Linked DNA regions of Homo sapiens: region 1 is linked to region 2. Evidence: chromatin loops called from intact Hi-C (ENCODE). Cell type or tissue: endothelial cell of umbilical vein. All regions are shown on one strand.

What was found. Peaks named below come from ENCODE experiments on the same cell type or tissue, not always from the same donor. Only the 100,000 strongest peaks of a DNase experiment are listed, where the experiment ranks them.
Region 1: it touches region 2 in a loop (10-fold over the local background); 11 of 110 quality-filtered maps call a loop at or near these places.

The regions. Positions count from the first base shown.
Region 1 is chr18:35,229,076-35,234,075 of GRCh38, forward strand. No RefSeq gene overlaps it. Among named protein-coding and RNA genes, the nearest start is that of ZNF397, 9.5 kb to the right of the region's middle. In endothelial cell of umbilical vein, a CTCF peak has its summit at 2,082 (motif pointing right); a DNase peak (open chromatin) is centred at 2,116.
Region 2 is chr18:35,405,833-35,410,832 of GRCh38, forward strand. LOC105372063 (a long non-coding RNA gene) reads right to left here and starts at 3,242. Exons shown (of 3, transcript XR_935376.3): 1 at 2,841-3,242. In endothelial cell of umbilical vein, a CTCF peak has its summit at 2,230 (motif pointing right); a DNase peak (open chromatin) is centred at 2,259; H3K27ac peaks cover 298 bases.

The sequences.
Region 1 (5,000 bases), 180 kb before region 2:
CTTCCTCAATTCTTCCCAAGCACTCTAAACTCTACCTACTTTTGTTGTTCTAGAATACTCTTGATGTCTCTGTCTTACCCTAGATGGATTCTAGAGGCCCAGTCCATGTGTCTTTTATTTACAGTTGACCCTTAAACAAAAAACAATTTTTGAACTCTGTGGGCCTGCTTATATGTGGATTTCTTCAACCTTTGCCATCCCTGAGACAGCAAGACCAACCCCTCCACTTCCTCCTACTCCTCGGCCTACTCAACATGAAGATGAGAAGGTTGAAGACCTTTATGATGATCCACTTCCACTTAATGGATAGTAAATATATTTCTCTTCCTTATGATTTTCTTAATAACATTTTCTTTTCTCTAGCTTACTTTATTATAAGAATACAGTATATAATCATATAACATACAAAATATATGTTAATCAACTGTTTATGTTATGGGCAAGGCTTGCAGCCAACAGTAGGCTATCAGTAGTTAAGTTTGGGGGGAGTCGACTGTGGGCTGGGGCACTGTGGTTCATGCCTGTAATCCCAGCACTTTGGGACGCTGACACCAAGGCATGAGGAGCACTTGAGGCCAGACATCAAGACCAGCCTGAGCAACTTAGCAAGACTCCCCCATCACTCTCCCCACAAAAAATGTATATGTATATGTCAGTCTGGCCTGGTGGTACACACCTATAATCCCAATTACTCAGAAGCTGAGGCAGGGGGGTCATTTGAGCCCAGGAGTTCAAGCCTGCAGTGAGCTATGGTATGCCACTGCACTCCAGCCTGGACAACAGAGTGAGATTCTGTCTCAAAAAAAAAAAAAAAAATTATATGCTTTTTTTTTTTTTTTTGAGACAGGTTCTCTCTCTGTCACCCAGGCTGGAGTGTGGTGGCGTGATCTCAGCTCATTGCAGCCTCAACCTCTGAGGCTCAGGTGATTCTCCTACCTCAGCCTCCCAAGTAGCTGGTACTCAGGTGTGTGCCACCACGCCTGGCTAATTTTTTATATTTTTAGTAGAGATGGGGTTTTGTTATGTTGCCCAGGCTGGTCCTGAGCTCCTGGACTCAAGCAATACCCCCACTTCAGCCTCCCAGAGTGCTGGGATTACAGGTGTGAGCCACTGTGTCTGGCCGATATGCAGATTTTTTACCTATATGTAGGTGTATGAGTTCCCCTAACCCCCAAGTTGTTCAAGGGTCAACTGGTACTGTGGTATTCACAGAACCTAGTACAGTGCCTGGCTCATTGATGCTCAATAAACATTTTTTGAATTTAATTAAGTATTTAAAAATTAAGACATAGTAATATTTTGTATATTAATGACATTTTAAATACCCAACATTTTCATTTAGGCCAAAGTTATTTAGTTTTCACATACACCATCACTTAATAAGTGATGCTGAATTTATAAGACTAAATAAGTTTACGAGAAATTCAGCCTTAGGAGATTCACTGTAAAATTCTAGTAAACAAATTCTTCAGGGCTAATTTTCTTTCTCTGTTCATATAACTCAAAAGTAGCTATAATAAAATTTGGTTTTTTTTGTTTGTTTTTTGTTTTTGTTTGGATGGAGTTTCGCTCTTGTTGCCCAAGCTGGAGTGCAATGGTGCAACCTCGGCTCACTGCAACCTCCATCTCCCAGGTTCAAGCAATTCTCCTGCCTCAGCCTCCCGAGTAGCTGGGATTACAGGTGCTCGCCACCACGCCCGGCTAATTTTTTGTATTTTTGGTAGAAACGGGGTATCACTATCTTAGCTAGGCTGGTCTCGAACTCCTGACCTCAGGTGATCCGCCGGCCTCGGCCTACCAAAGTGCTGGGATTACAGGAGTGAGCCACTGCACTCGGCCATAAAATTTATTCTTTTACAGCATCTTTATATTCAAGTATTTTGTAGAAAGTATTCAAGATTATTTGGTTCCTTAGGATGTTATATAATTTTTATTTATAATTAAAATATTTGATAAAGCCTTTAGACATTTAAAATCCAAATTTCTATGTCCAGAAATTATGTGTTACTGGGAATGAGAAATTACACTGCAGGCTCCGCTAGGATCCTTCTGAACGTGCCCTGCTTTAAATGGCCAACAGGGGGCAGCATGTTCTAGGGCAATGTCTCGAATCCTGCAACAGTCTTTGTGACGAAAAACAGTCGCCGAACTGCCACCAGAACTCTTGGACTGTGGAATGCAGGGTAAACAAAAATCTATTTACTGGCTCCAGTCAAACTACTTCTAAAGCAGTAGAGGTCATCTTATGGTTTCAATCATTTTACAATTAGTTTCAATACCACCACTAATTATCACCTGCTTGTTAATGCATAATAATAGGTGAATATAACACAAAATAGCAAGTTTCCTGTCAAGCCAGAGAGGAGAGAAGAAAGAGCTAAAAGAATCTTGGGAACATGAAATATTGAAAAATGCTTAAGTAATCTGGAACACTTATTACCTGCACACTTAATGATTTTTCAGTCTAATAAACATGATTAATATGTGATTTTTTACTGTTTATAATACTAACGCCTTATATATATTATTAACATAGATACTAATAATAGTAATGCACTCAAATAACTATAAGAACTAGTGAGGATTTTTAGGCTAATGTATTCATTCTTTGTACAAGTAAATTCTGTAAAAACAGAAAAATTTATCCTATGAAATAGATTGACATTCAATATCATATATTTTACTATAACTGTAGGATGTTACTAGTATGGGGTCCTTTTATAGACTAATATACAGTAGTAAAAATTATGGTAAAATCGTAGGCAAGTTAGATTAGAAAGATAATTACTTTTTTATTTTGTTCAATTTGGTTAGATTTGTTCTTTAGCAAAAGGCATTCATTTGTGTATATTCTTAATTTTACTCTGCTATGTTGTCATGCTTACCCACACAAACTGTTAATTAATAGTACCCTTGATTTTGAAGCTTGAAGAGATCCTGACATTCCCTCTATTTAAAGAGTCTTTGAGTCCCTACTTTTGATGCAGTTTCCTAGGATACTGAGAAATCAGTTGCTATTTAAACATTGGCTAGACTTGTCTAACTTCAAATAATTTACTTGAGACTTGTTTAAAATTATATTAGCCACTAAGCTTAGAAATGTGTCAAGTAGGAGTCAGGTTATGACCTCATACTTCAAATGAGACTTGAAGACTTGGTTGGCTCTCATAATCTCAGCTAGTCCTCACTGATGGCTCTATGGCAGTGCAGCACTGAAGAAGTACAATCAGGAAACATCACTCTAGCTCTATTATACAGTTCACTTAGTTGATGAGTATTGAACCAATTATTAAATTTTTCTGTACCTCAATTGTATGTAAACAGTGTAGACATTTTTTAAATGTTTGTCAAAGTGATTATGACCATCATATTACTTTGGTTTTCTAAGAAATCAAAAAGGAGATTTACAAATAAAGAACTAAATGGTAATGAAAAGTTCCTTTTAAGGGTAATTTCTAAATATGAGTAATTTTAATTTTAAAAAGAAATTAACAGTGTGCTCAAAGTGCTTTGCCAGGTCCTGAGAAGACTAACATAAATAAGTTAAGAGGAGCAGTGGCTCACGCCTATAATCCCAGCACTCTGGGAGGCAGACATGGGTGGATCCCTTGAGCTTGGTATTGGATCCCAGGAGTTCAATACCAGCCTGGGCAACACGGCAAACCCCATTTCTACCAAATACACACACACACACACACACACACACACACACACACACGCGCGCGCGCGCGCGCACTTATTAGCTGGGTGTGGTGTCTCACGCCTGTAGTCCCAGCTACTCTGGAGGCTGAGGTGGGAGGATTGCTTGAGTTGGTGAGGCAGAGATTGCAGTAAGCAGAGATCAGGCCACTGCACATAGCCTGGGCAACAGAGTGAGACCCTGTCTCAAATAAATAAGTCAAGAGGAGCATATCATAGCAGAGCCCTTCCTAGGGAGCTGAGGAAGGTTTCACAAGGAAAATAACATAATGTGGCCTGAAGGATGCTGAAAATTTCAACCAAAAGCAAAAAGATTATTAAAAATAATAGGCCCGGTGCAGTGGCTCACGCCTGTAATCCCAGCACTTTGGGAGGCCGAGGTGGGCGGATCATGAGGTCAGGAGATCGAGACAATCCTGGCTAACACGGTGAAACCCCGTCTCCACTGAAAAATACAAAAAAATTAGCCGGGCGTGGTGGCAGGTGCCTGTAGTTCCAGCTACTCGGGATGCTGAGCCAGAAGAACGGCGTGAACCCGGGAGGCGGAGCTTGCAGTGAGCAGAGATCGCTCCACTGCACTCCAGCATGGACGACAGAGCTAGACTCCGTCTCAAAATAATAATAATAATATTCGGAGCAAATTCAAGGAAGTTGGACAGAATAGGATAACAGAAATGGCATATCACCTTTAGTGCCTGAGTATGTGGGGTGTACATGAGTATGGGTCAGAAGAAGGAAGATGTTGGATGGTATGTCAAGGGTATGTACCTTATATTCAGTGGACATGGCAAAGCAGCAAATATTTATAAAATAGCATGATTACATAATCAAATTCATATTAAGACTCTGGCAGCAATCTGAAAGATGCATTGGAATAAGAGGAGAGATAGGAGACAAGGACTGAAAAGCTATTACAAGAAAGACAGCGAAGACCGGAATTGAAACAGCAGTAAGAAAAAGAAGATAAATTTGAGTTATTTCAAATGATGCTTTAATAGGACCACAGTTAAAGAATGGCCAATTTTTCTGGTCCCTTACACTGGCCCTAAAATTTCTACTTAGTCTTGACAGTGTGAGGCAAAAAGGAAAGTTAAGAAAGTAAGATAATTATTCTATTTTAATAATTCATAATAATAACATGATTAATAATAAAATTTAAGATAGAGGAAGGTAGTCGAATTGGATTTGGCTGTGTGAATGTCGAGGCATTGGTGAATTGTCCAGAACAGACGCTCACACAAATTGGATATTAAGATTTAGGGCTTGGTAGACAAGTCAGGGTTGGAAGTAGAAATTTGGGG
Region 2 (5,000 bases):
TGGAGAAACTGGAACTCTTGTGCATTATTGATAGAAAAGTAAAATGGTGCAACTGCTATGGAAAACAGTGGTTCCTCAAAAAACTAAAAATAAAATTACCATATGATCCAGCAATTCCACTTCTGGGTATATACCCAAAAGAATTGAAAGCAGGATCTTGAAGAAATATCTGGACACCCATGTTAGTAGCAGCATTATTCACAATAGCCAGCATTATTCACAATAGCCAAAAGGAGGAAGCAACACACATGTCTATCAATGGATGAGTAGATAAACAACCTATGGTATTTAGTATAATGGACTATTATTCAACCTTCAAAAGGAAGAAAATTCTGACACATGGTACACCATGGGTGATCCTGAGGACATGATGCCAAGGGAAAAAAAGCCAATCACAAAAAATACAAACACTGAATTATTCTTCTTATATGAGGTACCTAGAGTAGTCAAATTCATAGAGACAGAAAGTAGAATGGTGATTGCCAGGGACTGGGCGGAGGGGGAGGTGGCAATGGGCAGTTGTTTAATGGGTATAAGGTTTCACTTTTGCAGAATTACAGGAGTACTGGAGATTGTTTGCACAATGTGAATGTAGTTGACACTACTAAACTGTGCATTTAAAAATAGTTAAGATTGTAAATTTTATGTCATGTATATTTTAACACAATTAAAAAAATGAACAGAGCCTATAAAACAATATTTATGGATAAAATTATTGAGAAACCAGTAAAAAAAATTTACTGAAACACATTAAAGAAGACCTAAATAACTGGAGTGAATTCCATATTCATGGACTGATTATACCTTAATTGTAACCTATCGTAACCTAATATTGTAAAAATGGCAATTTTTCCCAAATTAACTTGTAGACTTAATGTAATCCCAATAAAAATTGAAACACTTTTTATGGAAATTGAAAAATGAATACTAACATTTATATGGAAATACAGAGTTAAGAAGAGCAAAGACACTCTTGAAAGGAGAATGTAGGTGATAAGACTTGCTCTACTGGTTATCAAGATTCATTAAACGGGCCAGGCGTGGTGACTCACGCTTGCAATCCTAGTACTTTGGAAGGCTGAGGCAGGAGGATTGCTTGAGCCCAGGAGTTTTAAACAGGCGTGGGCAACAAAGAGAGACCCTGTCTCTAAAAAAAGTTTTTAAAAATTAGCCAGACATGGTGGCATGCACCTGTGGTCCCAGCTACGTGGGAGGTTGAGGCCGGAGGACTGCTTAAGCCCAGGAGGTTGAGCCATATTTGTGCCATTGCACTCCAGCTTGGGCAAAAGAGTGAGACCCTGTTATCTCAAAAAAAAAAAAAAAAAAAAAAAAGAAGATTCATTGATTCATTAAAAGGTTGTAATAACTAAAAAAGTATGGTGTTAATGTAAGACAAATAAACATACCAATGGAAGAAATTAAAGGTACCAGGAAAAGATTCATACATACATGGGTGGCTTGACATGTGACACAAAGATCTTTGCAGAAGAGTGGGAGAAAGTTTTTTTTTCAATAAATGATGCTGAATCAATTATCTAAATGGAAAATGGAAAATAAAATTGACCCCTACTTCATACCATACACAAAATCATTTTCAAGTTAATTATAAACCTAATTGTAAAAAGCAAAATATTAAAGATGATGGAATATAATATAAAAACATTTTCAAGATATTGGGATAGGGAGAGATTTTAGAAATATGACACTAAAACTCTAATCTCAAAGGGAAAGAAAAAATGATAAATTCAGCTTATTAAAAATTGGGATTTTTATTTATCAAAAGACATGCAAATGTGGAATTCCAGGATGTTAGCTGTGCAACAAATGAAAAAGTAGTCTCAATTTGAGCAGTAGCACTGAGAATAACTCCAGTAATTTTTCAGAAGGAGAATTATTGGAGAATTCAGACTTGTTTAACAATATTGAGAGGACCATACAGCTTCAGTAGAGATTTTAAGCATTAATTTTGATAAGTACCTAGAAAACTAAGCAAAAAAATAAAGCAAGGTTATGATTTTTCAGGAGCAAAAACACAGAAGGATGTTTCCAGACAAGGAAAAATAATTATACAATACAATCTACCTGGTTCATTTGTGAAAAAATTTGCAAAATCATACTATGATGAAGACATATCATTACATTGTATTGCAACTGTATGTTAGAGGAAGAGGATGAACTAAATTCCCGTTTTCTGAGGTAGTATTATAGTATTCTTTGCCTTCTTCTCCACAAGAGGGCGCAAGGTGAATGAACCTTTCCTTTTGTGGCCTGGTCTTCATACTCTGCCGTTGGCATTTCAATCTAATCCACAAGTATTTTCAAAGCAATGGCTCTTTTCAACTTGAAAAGTGGAAAAGTGGTCTGTAATGGTCTGTAACCACCTTTCAGACCCTAAGCCTGGGTCTAGGAGAGCATTTCCGATTGAGCTTGTCTGCTATGCAATGCACTGGCGTAATGGAAATCATGCCAGACCAGGGGTCATCTAGCATGGACTGTCCTGCTGAGGCTGTCCCCTCCTGGCCAGGGCATCTGAGGCAAGTGAGTTGGCCTCTTGGAGTCTCAGTTTCCTCATCTGTAACATAAAGGCAATTAGAGTAATCACCTCATAGGATTGTCCTGGGAAATAAATGAGGTAGAGTTCCCTAAGTGTCTAAGAAATATTTTATATGTAAATTTTTACATATAAAATTACATATATTTTATATGTAAAAAAAGTAACTATTATTATTTTTACTATTAATTCCTTATCTGTGAAACTCTAGAGGGATTGCCAAGGGGGGACTGAGTGACCTCCAAGAGTCTCCTCCAAGATCTTTTTTCTGAGTTTGTCAATGACTTACCATGCATGCTGGTCATTTTCTATAATCTATCTGTAAAGCTTCAGAAAAGAAGAGGAGACCTCTGAAGAGGAGGGACACGCTGTTCCCAGGAATCTGCTCCAGCAGATTTTCTGTCCTGCTGGGCCCTGTACCCGCCCTCCATGCCTGCTGTGTGCTGTGGGGCTGGAAGTATGTGGCCAACACATCCCACAGTTTTGGTCCTGGTCTCAGCTTGGTCCTGCCAGCAGTGGAGAACAGAGGCGGCTTTGGTTTAGTGCTGTCCATGCTGGCCACAGCAGCAGCCTCTGGCTCCCGGGGCAACGGGTAGCTGGTGTAGGCTTGGGGCCAGCCGGGTCGGTAATGACTTCTTCATCTCTAGTTAACCCTCCTCTATTTTCCCCCTCTGGCACCCCTCCAGCCACACCCACCAGCCATTGCAATACCTTGGTAAATAGTTCTTTGCCCTGAATCCTTCTCTGCTTGAAAGAACAAGTGGTTTCTGTTCTCAGACTGCACCTTGATTGATGGGTGCAGGGGCTTCACCATCTGGAAAGCTCTCCCCAGGCAAGTGGGGTGCACAGCCCAGCCAAACCACAGTCATCATCACCACCTCTTCTCACATGCAGGTTTCTAGACATTAATATGAGCCAGGGGGCACCATACGGGTGTTATTTGTATACACCTGGTGTATACAAATATATTCATTTCTATTGTGGTGTAAAATCCCATACAGCCTGCAATGGGGCAGCCTTTCTGGGCCTGAGGAGTGGGTCGAACCTTTGCTAATGTTAAATTATCAGGTTGTGTATTCCCCTTTAGGATGAGTGTTTCCTTGCTTTCTGCTGCCTTCCTGCTTTAGAAGCACAGCAGCCATGAAGCACTAAACTTCATCGCGCACACAACCAGGCACTGCAGGATTTTGAAAGGGTGCTGAAGGATAGATACGGGCTGATTCCCAAGTCATGCTCGAGACTCCCTTATGAAGGAGGCTGCCAAAGACTGGTTTTGTGACCCTAGCTGGCCTCCTATCTTTGACCTAGAAAGAGGTTTCAAAGGCTGAGAAAAGGCTAGTGGTGAGAAGGTTTTTGAGAGGGTTGCTGGGAGGGGCCTGCATGATACCTTGAGGGGCAAAGGGAACGTGGGAGTGTTTCCCAAGGACCTGATTTGGGCGGCTCCACTGAGAAAGCTGGCTGGGGTCATTTGATATCCCACCCAAGAGAGCTGCCTGAAGAGCAAAACTCCGCAGCACAGTAAGTCTGAGGCTCCTTCATCATATAAAGGCTCAGGAAGGTGTCTTGAGTGACCAGCTGGAAAGAGAGCCCCAGAGACTAAGGAGTCTCTGAAAAAAACCTACGAAGTTCCTTACAGGGAGGAAAGAACTTGCTTCAGAGAGGGCTGATTCCAGATCATCACAAAGTTCCAAGTTATGTGAGAATCCTGCTGCCCCACCCTCCTTAGCTCCACCCTGGGTGTGGCCAAAACCCACAGCAAAGGGTGGAGCTGAAGAAACAAAAGAGCTTGGAGAAGAAAAGAGAGAAATGTATCAGGACGCGTCTCCCTGCAGGTGGCTGGTCTGCAGTGGGTGCCTGCCATGCAGAGGAGGGAAAAGGGAAGAACTAACCCCACTGTAGGGGAAATGAATGATGCTTTCTCATCACTTTCCATGAAGCCCCTTTGCTCCACATAAAGGCCAGGCTGGCAACGCATGCTGAGGTTTAGAGTTCATGGGGTGGCTAGGAGGGGTGGCAATGGCTTTGGGCTTTATTGTGGTTCAAGATCCTGAGCCCAAGAGGGTTCCAGCACCACCCCTAGGAGTGAGGGACTTTGCTTCTACCTTTCTCCAGGAACAGTGGGTCTCTGCAGAGCTTGAGGTGGGTGGGAGAGAGGATTTGAGAAAGGGGAGGGTGGAAGTAGACCATTTAGGGGAGGAGTGTGAACTTGTCCAAGGATTGTGGTGAGCCTGCAGGGTAGGGCTGCTGCTCATCTGACATTTCGGAAGGGTCTTCCTGGCTGTGACGTTGCTGTCCCTCAGCACCTGCTCCTCAGGTCTGATGGGGTTGATGGTTCTGGTTAACCAGTGCTGACGTTTCGCCCCAGTGAAGACAAAGTATGCAAAGTAGGTAAGGTCATTGGAAAGCAAGTGGGGCTAGCCCAATGAGGAAGAAAGTGAGACGTTGGCCC